2 separate regions of the Homo sapiens genome follow, and region 2 is linked to region 1. Evidence: chromatin contacts called from ENCODE Hi-C or POLR2A ChIA-PET data. All regions are on one chromosome and are shown on one strand. The core of a region is the stretch at or near the end of the contact, and the rest is flanking DNA. Distances in the headings are between cores, read along the strand shown. Region 1 holds the start of DUSP9 (dual specificity phosphatase 9). Region 2 has its middle 13 kb from the start of CCNQ.

Region 1 (5,327 bases), core at 2,170-4,669:
GGCAGAAGGAAAAGCAGGAGCAGCTCCCTCAGGCAACAATTGGTTTCATTCATTCATGCCTTCTTTGTTAACGAGCATTTCTTCCGCGAGCGCCGGGCGCGTGCCAGGCCCTGCACTGGGGGCTGGGGCCAGCCTGGGGCCGGGCACACACCCGTTCCTGCCTTGGAGGAACTCCCAGTCCCGCGAGGAGACCGACCAGGAAAAGCAGAAAGCCATCCCCAGCAGAAAGTGGATTTGGTGGAAAAGACACTGGATTTGGCAGGCACGCTGTCGCCGGGACTTGTGCTCTTGGCCATGTGACCCGGCCGCGACAGCCGAAATCCTGTCACTCGGCCCGGCGGGAACGGTGCATCTCGTGGGGGAAGGCGGCGCGGCGCCGCTCTCGGGAGGCTCCCGGGACCAGAGGGCGCACGCGGCGCGCGCGAGGCCTGCAGGCGGCGGCGTCCCCGCGGCCTCCAGGGGGCGCTGGCCCGGCCCGGCGGAGGCCCGGGGCGCCCGGCGGGGGCGGGTGCGGGGGCGGGGGCGGGGGCGGCAGGCGCAGCGCCCACCCTGCGGCGGGCAGCGAGCGCGCGGCCTGGCTCAGCCCGCCGGAGGGGGCCAGACGAGGCCCGGGCGCGCGGCGCGGCCTCCCCCAGCACAGCGCACCCGGGAGCGGCTGCCGGCGGGGCGGCGCCCAGAGCCGGCGCTACAGGGGGCCTGAGTGGGGGCGGCCCGGCGAGGGTCGCGGGTGAGAGGGGGATTAGGGGGTTGGCTGCGCTCAGCCCTGCAGTGCGGAGGTGGCAACAGGTTCCCATTTGTCCTGTTGCTGGCGCTGCGGGCGCTGTGGGCCCCGAGCACTGAGCTCTGACTTTGGAAATTGAGCCCCTCATGGCCTCCTCCCAAATGCTTTCTCCCGGTGCGAGGACTTGGCAGCAGGGCTCCGCAGTTAGGTGCAGGGGAGCCCCTCGCCAAGCGTCGGGAGACGTGGACCCTTGGATCCTAGGCTTCCCCTCCCTTCCCCATTGCGGAGGTTGCCTCTCCCCGTCCTCATTCCAGCCCAGCTCCTCTCACCTCCAGGGAACCCTCTCCAGAGAGCGCCACTGAGCAGCTCAGGAGCTCCCTCTCTAGCCGAACTGAGCCCCCACGGCAGGGCGGGCCGGGGAAGTGGCTGTCCAGCTCCCTGCTGGTCACAGCCCTGCGCCACCCCCACTCTCCACAACAAGACTGGCACATGGCAGAACCTCCGTGGTGCCTTCAACCCCTGCCCACTCTGAGCTCCCACCCACAGCTGCAGTGGGCCTGGAGGCAGCCCCCAGGCTGGGTGCCGGTGTCCACCTCCACCACTGTGGAGCTAGGCTGTGGACAGAAAACAGAAGACAAAGTCCCTGCCCCAGGAACACACTGAGAAAGGGGGAAAGTGACCACACTAGGGAGCACAGAGGAGGGAGACTACTGGCTCCGAGTTGGGAAGGCTGCCTGGAGGAGGGGGCCTGAAGAATGAGCAGAATCTCAGAATCTGGGCAGGGGGCATAGGAGGGAGGCCTGGGCTGGGGCCCTTGCCCACTGGGTGAGAGAAGGAAGGGCACAGTCCAGCTGCCCAAAGCCCTTGGATGCAGGAATTAGGACTCTTGTTAGACGCAGGGACATGGGGGGTGTGGCCGGAAAGCAGCCCAGTGCCAGGGTCCTGGGAGTCCCCGGCTAGCAGCCCACTGCCCGAAAGGGAGGGAGAGAGGCAAACTGGAAGCCCCTTAGAGGTGACCCACCTAGCTTTCCGTCACCTGCCCTCTTACCTAACCATGACCTGAGACATTTTCTCCTCTAACTCCATGGCTCCTGAGAGGAGTCTTTAGACTCGTAGTTTGCTTTGCATTTTCCACTTGTTAGAAAAATGCTTTGTGGTGCCCATCCTCGTGTGCATAACTTTGCTTTCTTTTACTTTAGTTCCTTAGATTCCCAAAAGTGGTCAAAGGGTTGGGATTTTTTCCTAGCTCTTGATATTGCCAGATTAATTTCCAAAGGGGCCGTACCAATATATAACCCTGCAACAGTTGAACAGCACGCTGATTTCACAGCAATCTTGCCAGCACTGCGTGTTCTCAAAAATGAGAACATTTCTAATGCAGTAGGTGGGAAGTGTTACCTCGTTGGTCATTGTTACTTGTTTATTGGAGTGGCTTTCCTTCCACGCCTGAAGTTGAACCTTCCCCCAAATATTTGTTAGGCCACCGCATTCCCTCCTTCCTGCAGTATGCAGTGTTTTCAGGTTCTTTGCCCATTTATCTACAGGGGTCTTAACCTTTTAGTTGGGTATGAGCTTTATCTTATCTGGCGTACATTTTCCTTCAACACTGTTATTTGCTTTTGTTGAGCTTTAAGCAGAGAAGGGACTTTTAGCCAGATCAGCATTGTGGACACCTCCCCCTGACCCTGGTCTCCTGCCTCAGTGCTCACCACACCTGAGACCTTGTCCAGTGCTCTTGCTGCCTGTGGATCTGTCCCGCCTGTTGTGCCCATGGAGGAAAGGATGGAGGCCACCAGCCTTGGTTGAGTGGATGGCATTCTGACGTTGGGCAGGGCTGGGCAGGGCAGGGTGGAGGGCAGGTCGTTGCAGGCCCGGAGGCAGGGAGACTGTTGTGCAAGACGTGACAGTGACCTGGCCTAAAGCTGATGAATTTGAGCCCTCGGCTAGGGCAAGGGACAGGGGAGAGAGGCGTGGATGTGAGAGATATTTAGGTAGAAACTAGTTCTTTCCACTTTGATTAGCCGAAGGGGGGTTAAGGGAAGGAGGCAGAGGGGGGAGCCACGGGTGACTCTTAGGATCAGTAATGTGATAAGAGCAGAGTGCCCCAGTTTAGGGCTGGGAGCTCAGGGTTCCTGGGTGCTTTTGGCCAGTCCTGTGCGAGTGAAGCGGGCTGGTATTGGTAGGTATCCAGGAGCTACCCCTGCCTGCCTAGCCCTGCAGCAGACCTCTGGGCCAAAGCTGCACTAAGTTTCTGGTCCTGCCTCCTCCTCCCCTCCGTGATTTCGGTGGCATCCCAAGTTTGCCCAAGCTGCTAGCTCTGAGCCCATTACAGAGATGGGGCCACTGAGATCCAGGCAGGGGAGAAGATGCTCCAGTATCACCCTGTGAGTTGGGCTGGAGGCAGCTTCTGCGGCAGAGGGGCTGGGCTCTGGTCCTCACCCCTCCCCCTGCCTCCCGAGGCCAGGCTGGCGCCGGCCAGGGGAGCCGCAGCTGGTCCCCTGCTGGGCCCCTGACCTGCCCTTGGCCTCTGCCCCGACCCCGTCCCGCCTCGGTGGAAGCCCCAGCTCAGCCGACTCGCAGGTCCCACCCGACTGCTTCGGCTAGCACCCGTTGGCTCACCGGCCCGCCGGGCCCGCCCCCGGAGCCCCGCCCCGGCCCGCCCCTCGGAGTTGTAACTCCACGTCCGAAGGCAGTTTCCAAGGTGGAAGCTGGGTCCGGCTGCCAGGAAGCGGCCGGTGCGCGGGCTGCGCGGGCTGCGCGGGGCTCGGCTTCCACGTGCGAGCCTGCACCGCCGCCCCGCCCTCTCCTGGCGGCCAGGCCTGGGGACTCTCTGCCGCGGGACGGCGCCTCGCGTTCCGCCGTGGCAGTGGCCGTGGCCAGAACGTCCACGCGCGGTCGTCCACCGCCGGATCTCGCTCCAGGTCTCTTTCCTTTTGTTCTCTCCTAGGGGTAGGGGGAGATGGGGGACCGGGGGCCAGACCACCTCTGAGAGGACTCGCTGAGGCCCAGCACCTCGGCGCCTCCTCTGTTCCCCTGGCCCACCTGGCCCTGGGGGAGATCTAGGCCTCGAACGGCACTCCTCGCACGCACACCCCCAGCCAGAGTCGGAAGCTCGAACTTGGGGAGCGTTCGCGAGAAGACCGAGACAGGAGCAGAAAGGGGGTATGGAGGGAGGCGGCTGCGACCTCAGGGTACCCCAAGATGAGCCTCGAAGGGGCGGTTAGCCGCTCAGCCCTCTTCTCGAGGACCCTTCCCCGGGCCGAGCTGCTGCCTGGGGGGTTTCTTGGGGCGCCTTGTTGGGAGTCCTCATGGTGGGGGACCCTGGGCTCCCGCCTTCAGGACGCGGGGCCGGCTTCAAGTCTGAGCCCCCTCGGCCCTCCGGTAGCTCACACCGCGCCTTCTCTCTCTTCGCAGCGCCCGTGGTCCAGCGTGTAGGGAGCCGATCGCCCATGGAGGGTCTGGGCCGCTCGTGCCTGTGGCTGCGTCGGGAGCTGTCGCCCCCGCGGCCGCGGCTCCTGCTCCTGGACTGCCGCAGCCGCGAGCTGTACGAGTCGGCGCGCATCGGTGGGGCGCTGAGCGTGGCCCTGCCGGCGCTCCTGCTGCGCCGCCTGCGGAGGGGCAGCCTGTCGGTGCGCGCGCTCCTGCCTGGGCCGCCGCTGCAGCCGCCCCCGCCTGCCCCCGTGCTCCTGTACGACCAGGGCGGGGGCCGGCGCCGGCGCGGGGAGGCCGAGGCCGAGGCCGAGGAGTGGGAGGCCGAGTCGGTGCTGGGCACCCTGCTGCAGAAGCTGCGAGAGGAAGGCTACCTGGCCTACTACCTCCAGGGTAGGTGCCGCGGGGCCCTCCTTCCAGGGGGTTCGGGATTCATTTGACCTTAGGCCAGCCCCACTTCTTTTTTTCTAAAGCGAGTTGAGGCCCCCCTCCCCTGATGACCTGCCAGGCTGCTTTGAGAGGAGGGAAGCCTGAGTGTGACCGTGGGGAAGTTCTTCACCCTCGGCAGCCCAGTCTCTGAGCCTGGAAAATGGGGAGAATTAGCCTGACCTGAGCTAGTTCTCAGGATGCTCAAGAACGAATTACAAAGTGCGGGCTCCCCAGGGTCTCGGCAAGGGTATCCCCACCTCCCCAACCTGCTCAGGAATGAGCAAGGGAGGCAGGGGTCAGACAGCACTGGTGCAATCACGGCTCACTGAAGCCTCCTGGGCTCAAGCGATCCTCCTGCCTTAGCCTCCCGAACAGCATATAAAGTGTCAGGTGTCCAGCCCGGGGAAATAGTATCTGTAAATAGAGATGCTGGCTTCTTGAGCCATATTCTCCCCCAAGTTCCCCCACATCTTGGGGTCCCACTTCATCCCTGAGAGTCAGGAGATGCCCAGGCAGAGAGCTGACATCTGAGTTCCTCCTTTTCTTTAGCTGATGGCCGCAGTCCTCCCTAAGGCTGGCAGTGCATCTCGGCTCTGTTGAGCCCTCACACCTGCCTCAGCTTGACCCTAGGGGTGTAAGATCCTTTCCGGTGGCTCAGCGTGAGCCCAGCTTCTTGCAGCCCGAGCTGACTGAGGGTGGCTAGGGCCCCACGTGGGTACCAGGACACACCAAGCTGCTGGGTTTTGTG
Region 2 (4,882 bases), core at 412-2,911, 36 kb before region 1:
GTCAGGTGGACTGGGCTCATTCAGGTGTTGGCAGAATTCAGTTCCTTGGAGCTATAGGCCCTAGTTTCACCTTCCCGCCATCAATGATGCCAAGAGCTCTTCCCATCATCTCTGCATCTTTCTGACTTCGGCTTCTGGCCTTGGCCAGTGAAGCTCTGCTTGTATGAGCTCCTCTCCCTATGTTAAGGTCAACTGATGAGTAGCCCAAATCACATCGGCAAAGTCCCTTTGGCCATGTAATGTAACATACTCACGGGCGTGACACGGGGATGAAGGTCATGGGGGCCGAAATTCTGCCTACCAGAAGTGGATTATTTCAAAGCTATTTGGGATGGAGAATCCCCAGGATCAGTGAGGAGGTGGATGTTGGGGAGGAGGAAGAGGAGATATCAAGGAGCTCTCCCAAGTCTGGGCCAACCAGGTGGGTGAAGGTGCCAGTCTCCGAGATGAGGAACGGGTGTGGGAAGCAGAAGCGCTCCATTGTGACATGTGGAGTTTGAGGGGCCTATGTCTTCCTGGGGGTTGTCCCCTAAGGGAAAGGTCTGGACAGGCATAAGAGGGACTGAGGTCACCCAGGACGAGGGTGGCGGGTGAAAAGGAGCTGCCGGGGCAGCGGGCCGCCGCGAGCCCCTCCTGGGATCTTCCGCCCCAAGCCCAGCCTGCGATTCCCTCCCTGGACCCCTTCTCCTTCCTCTCCGAAGCCCTCCCTGGAAGGAGCCCCGCATGCTGACCGCAGCTGCCGCTAGGGGGCAGAGCCGTCTACACCAAAAGCCACACCGCTCCAGCGTGCGCGTGCGGGGAGGTGCGCGAGCGCGTGTGCACGCACGGCGGGGGCTCGCTTGACGCTGAGTCCGGCGAACTAAGCTCGCCACCCCCACCCCATCCCCCTGCTGCTGGGAGCCCCAGGCAGTCCCCGGCCAAGGCGCTCCAAAAGGTCCCCTCTGTTGAGGACTGGGAAGCAGACCCCGCCCCAGTGCCCCCCAAAGCGCCCGCCCTCCCCTGGTGTGGCTGGAGAGGGGTCTGATCCGGCGGGGCTGAGCTCGGAGCTGGGTCTCCTCCGGGCCCGGGGTTGCGGCGGGGGGCGGTCACTCCCCCTCCCTGCCTCAGCCCCGCACCCTCCACGCCGTGTCTCCAGCATCGAAATTCACAGCAAAATACACAACTAGTGAAGAACTGGGCTCGGGTCCCAGAAATAGGCTGCCCTTTCCAGAGGGTGACGGGAATATCCTCCCTGCTTCCCGTTGCCATGGTTTCCGCTCAGCCACCAGGCAGCCTGTTGCGCGGCAGCCATTTGCCGCGACGGGATGCTGCTGCCGCTGGTGTGCAGCAGGCCGCCACGCGAGGAAGGGGACAGACTGCCCTGGAGACCCGCCCACCACGGAGAAAAGGCCACGGATCTAAAGACACCGGAGGGCGGCTACGCGGGCCAGATGGACAAATGCTAGAGTCAGCACCTGTCTGTGGGGGCGCCCTTGGCCTGGGCGCTGGACCTAGGCCATCAGGACTGGAGAGCCTTCTTCTCTTCTGGCCAGAGAAAGAGCAAAGGGTGGCTTCCTGACAGGTCCGGAGCTGGCACAGCACAACAGAGCCTAGAAAATCACTAGCAGGGCTGAGCTCGGGGTTCCACCGCTGCAGCCTTCCTGTTGGACCCAGTCTGCTCAAGGACTCCCTCACAGCCCAGTGCTTTCTGTTCACCCCGGGGCGCTCCCAGCCCAGCCTCCTAGCCTCAGTGAGTGGGAAATGTCTGTACTGCCCACTTGTCCTCAAACGCATGTCCTTGCTCGGCTGCTCCCTGCTCTGCCCCATCTGGAGGGGACAGGGTGAGGAGGCGCCCTGGAGGCCTGGCCCCAGCTTGGGCAACACAGCCTAGCGGGGTGATCACACCTGGGTCTGCAGCCCCTCCAGCACTTCCTGGGGCTGTGCCGGCCATTCCAGACCATTCCTGTTGGTGGAACTCATGACAGGGCTTGTTTACGCCAGTCACTGTGTTCTGACACCTCCCCCACCCCGATCATTAACTTTTCTGGTCCTTTTCAGTTATTAAAATTCAGCCCAGACTCACATCCCATGGGCCTCCCCTCCCCATCCTTGGGGCTGGAATGGACTGGAATGGAGAGGAGGTGACCTGACCTCCCTTCCCTCCCTTCCCACCCCCCACCCCCCCGGGCCGGGGCAGGCAGAACTTGTGCCAGGGTGAGGGGGTGAGAGGGGCCCCATCTTTGCCTGGGCTTTTTGATGCCTGCCAATGGGGTCGCCCTTTTCTGAGGGCAGGCTCAGCCCCTTCCTTGCTGAGGCTAAAGACCCTCTGGGATTGGGAAGCGCTGTCCTCTCTGGGCCCCACCAGCGTCTACCGGACCCCCTCAGACCTCTGGCCCCCACACCTTGTGCCCCCAGGGCAGAAGGCAGCTGGGGTAAGAGTGCCTTCAGTCCTGCCAGGCTCAGCAAATGTCCTGCCTTCAGAAACCTCAGCAGGCAGACAGGCAGGTGCCTCCTCAGGAATACAGCGTGCCCCCCATCCCCAGGGGGACGTACCCAGCTCTCCCCACAGCCTCCGGGGACTGCGGGCTGTGTCCACAGCTCTGGCAGGGCCTTATTTTCTCCCAGCTTTTTGGCATTTTATGGATTAAAAACACAGCATTCCCCTAAGGGCAGCCTGCTTCCGTCCGGGCTTCTGTGGGAGTGAGTAAGGCTGGTCTCCTGAGGGAAGTGTGTGATTCTTGCCGGGGCCAGAGGCCAAGACGAGCCAGGAGGGCACTTACCCCTTTGGGGCATCTTGCCCTTGTCCTTTCTGTTTTCTCTACTCAGGCCTCTCCCCTGAGCTGAGGAAACCAAGAGAATTCTTGTCCTTTTGGATAAAGACCTTTTCCTAAGATCGTTTTCTCCTAGAAATAAGCATACTTTATTAAGATATTTTGGACTGGCCGTGCACAGTGGCTCATGCCTGTAATCCCAGCACTTTGGGAGGCCAAGGCGGCGGGGATCACGAGGTCAGGAGTTTGAAAGCAGCCTGGCCAACATGGTGAAACCCCGTCTCTACTAAAAATACAAAAAATTAGCCGGGCGTGGTTGCACACGCCTGTAATCCTAGCTACTCTAGGAGGCTGAGGCAGGAGAATTGCTTGAACCCGGGAGGCGGAGGTTGCAGTGAGCTGAGATCACACCACTGCACTCCAGCCTGGGGGACAGAGTGAGACTTCGTCTAAGGAAAAAAAAAAAAAAAAAAGATATTTTGGACTGATTTTGTGTGTCCTGATGCAGTTTTTCTTTGTGCATTAAACATAGTGAAACACACAGTGCAGCCAAGTGTGGGGCCACACTGCCTCGCTTCCCTCTTCCCCTCACAGAGCCGGGCACGACAGCTGCGGGCACAGGGAGCAATCGCCTGGAGCCAGAGGGGGCAACGCCAGCCCAAGGGCAAATGGGCAACCCTGTGCAAAAGGCTCTGGCAACCAGATCATCTACTTTAGAAGAAAGGAGAAGAAAAAGAGCCCCCAGGAGAGGAAGTAGCCCCTAACCCGACTGACAAGCAATCCGTTCGCAAAGACAGAAGGGCCTTCAGTGAATTGGTTTCAAAGTGCTTGATTTCTTAAAACCAGAACAATTGATCATTAGAGAACTGATTAAGCTACAGCCGCTGTTGAATAAAAGGTAAAAATAAACTCCTTCATTTGAATTCCAAATTCAGGCTTGGAGGTGACCTAGCCATGAGGCAAACTGGCTGTGGGTGGACAGGGCTGCACACGGAGCTGGTGGGTGGACGTCACCTGAAGTCTTCTCTCCTCCCAAAGTGTGGGTGCTGGGACCCCAAGGGCACAGTGTGAATGTCCCCAGCACTTAACACCAGGGTAGCCCAGGTACAGAGGCTGCTGAGGGGCTGGTGCAGGTTCTCCAAGGGCCACTGCTATGCCCAGAATGAGCCACTAGTTCTGGATCAGGAGGAGCAGGGGGTGAGGAGGGGGGGGGGTCCCAAAGGAGAGACTGGTTCGGGGGCAGCTGCAATTTACCAACGGGTACAGAAGTACTTTGACATCTTAGCCGCAGGCACAGCCCTACCAGTGGGTACCAGCTGTTGTGACCAGAGATGGCAGCAGTCAGAGCCAGTCCTGGGACCCAATTTTTCCCCTCATCTGTTACCTGGGGGGGTCACCAGGGCCTAATGAAGACTTTTGAGGTTTCTCAGCCACAAAAGGATCACGGTGCCTCTCCATATGGAATTCAGCAGAACTCTCACCTTTTAAAACGGTCTAGTAGATACTGAGTAGACACAAAAGGACATTTACAAAATATGTGTAAGTGTAAAGAACAATACAACAAACCTCTGTGTACTCACCACCAGCTTAGAAGAAAGGTAACGTTCCCTTTGAAGGACCTTGGGTGACCCTTCTCATTGCCCCATGTCCCCTACCCCCACTTCAGAGGTGACCTTCTGGAATTTTGCATATACCACTCCTGTGTATTTCTTTATAGTTTCACCACCTTTGCATCCCCAAACAATATATTTTTTAGTTTTGCCTGTTTTGAATTTTATACAAATGGAATCATACTGTCTGTATTATTCTGTAACCTGCCTTTCCGCTGAATGTGGTATTCCCGAGACGAAGAGCTGTAATCCATTCTTCCCGCAAGCATTCTGTTCTGTTGTGGGATTAAACTACAACTGATCTCTGCATCATCTGCTTGGTGGAAGGGGGAATTGTTTCCACTTTTTGGGCTGTTACCAGAGTCCTGATGCCCAGCACAAGTTTCACTAGTGGGCATATCCAGAGGAAAATCCCTGGGCCACCAGAAATGTACACTTGCAACTTTGCTGGGCAATGAAAAATTGTTTTCTCAAGTGGTTGTACCAATCCATATGCCCCCCCCTGTAGTATACAAGCTTTCT

Evidence for each region. A loop is a pair of places that touch in the nucleus more often than their neighbours do. ChIA-PET counts read pairs that join two places held with the same protein, here RNA polymerase II (POLR2A). Pooled maps may share reads with other maps.
Region 2: a map of IMR-90 shows a loop between it and region 1 (15-fold over the local background). The contact joins the enhancer-like site here to the promoter of DUSP9 in region 1. A Hi-C loop is called at or near these places in 18 of 168 maps with a recorded cell type or tissue (B cell, CD4-positive, alpha-beta T cell, CD4-positive, alpha-beta memory T cell and 11 more), 20 of 37 single-sample maps with no recorded cell type and 25 of 50 pooled maps. POLR2A ChIA-PET finds 5 or more read pairs at or near these places in 8 of 52 experiments (A549, B cell, CD4-positive, alpha-beta T cell and 4 more).

What each region holds. Positions count from the first base shown.
Region 1 is chrX:153,643,784-153,649,110 of GRCh38, forward strand. DUSP9 (dual specificity phosphatase 9) reads left to right here and starts at 3,420. Exons shown (of 4, transcript NM_001318503.2): 1 at 3,420-3,642; 2 at 4,136-4,543. The coding sequence starts at 4,171.
Region 2 is chrX:153,609,267-153,614,148 of GRCh38, forward strand. No RefSeq gene overlaps it. Among named protein-coding and RNA genes, the nearest start is that of CCNQ, 13 kb to the left of the region's middle. RefSeq lists a silencer at 713-822. Within about 2 kb of position 1,662, at least 6 of the 41 ENCODE cell types and tissues checked have a DNase peak (open chromatin) inside an H3K27ac peak, as active enhancers do.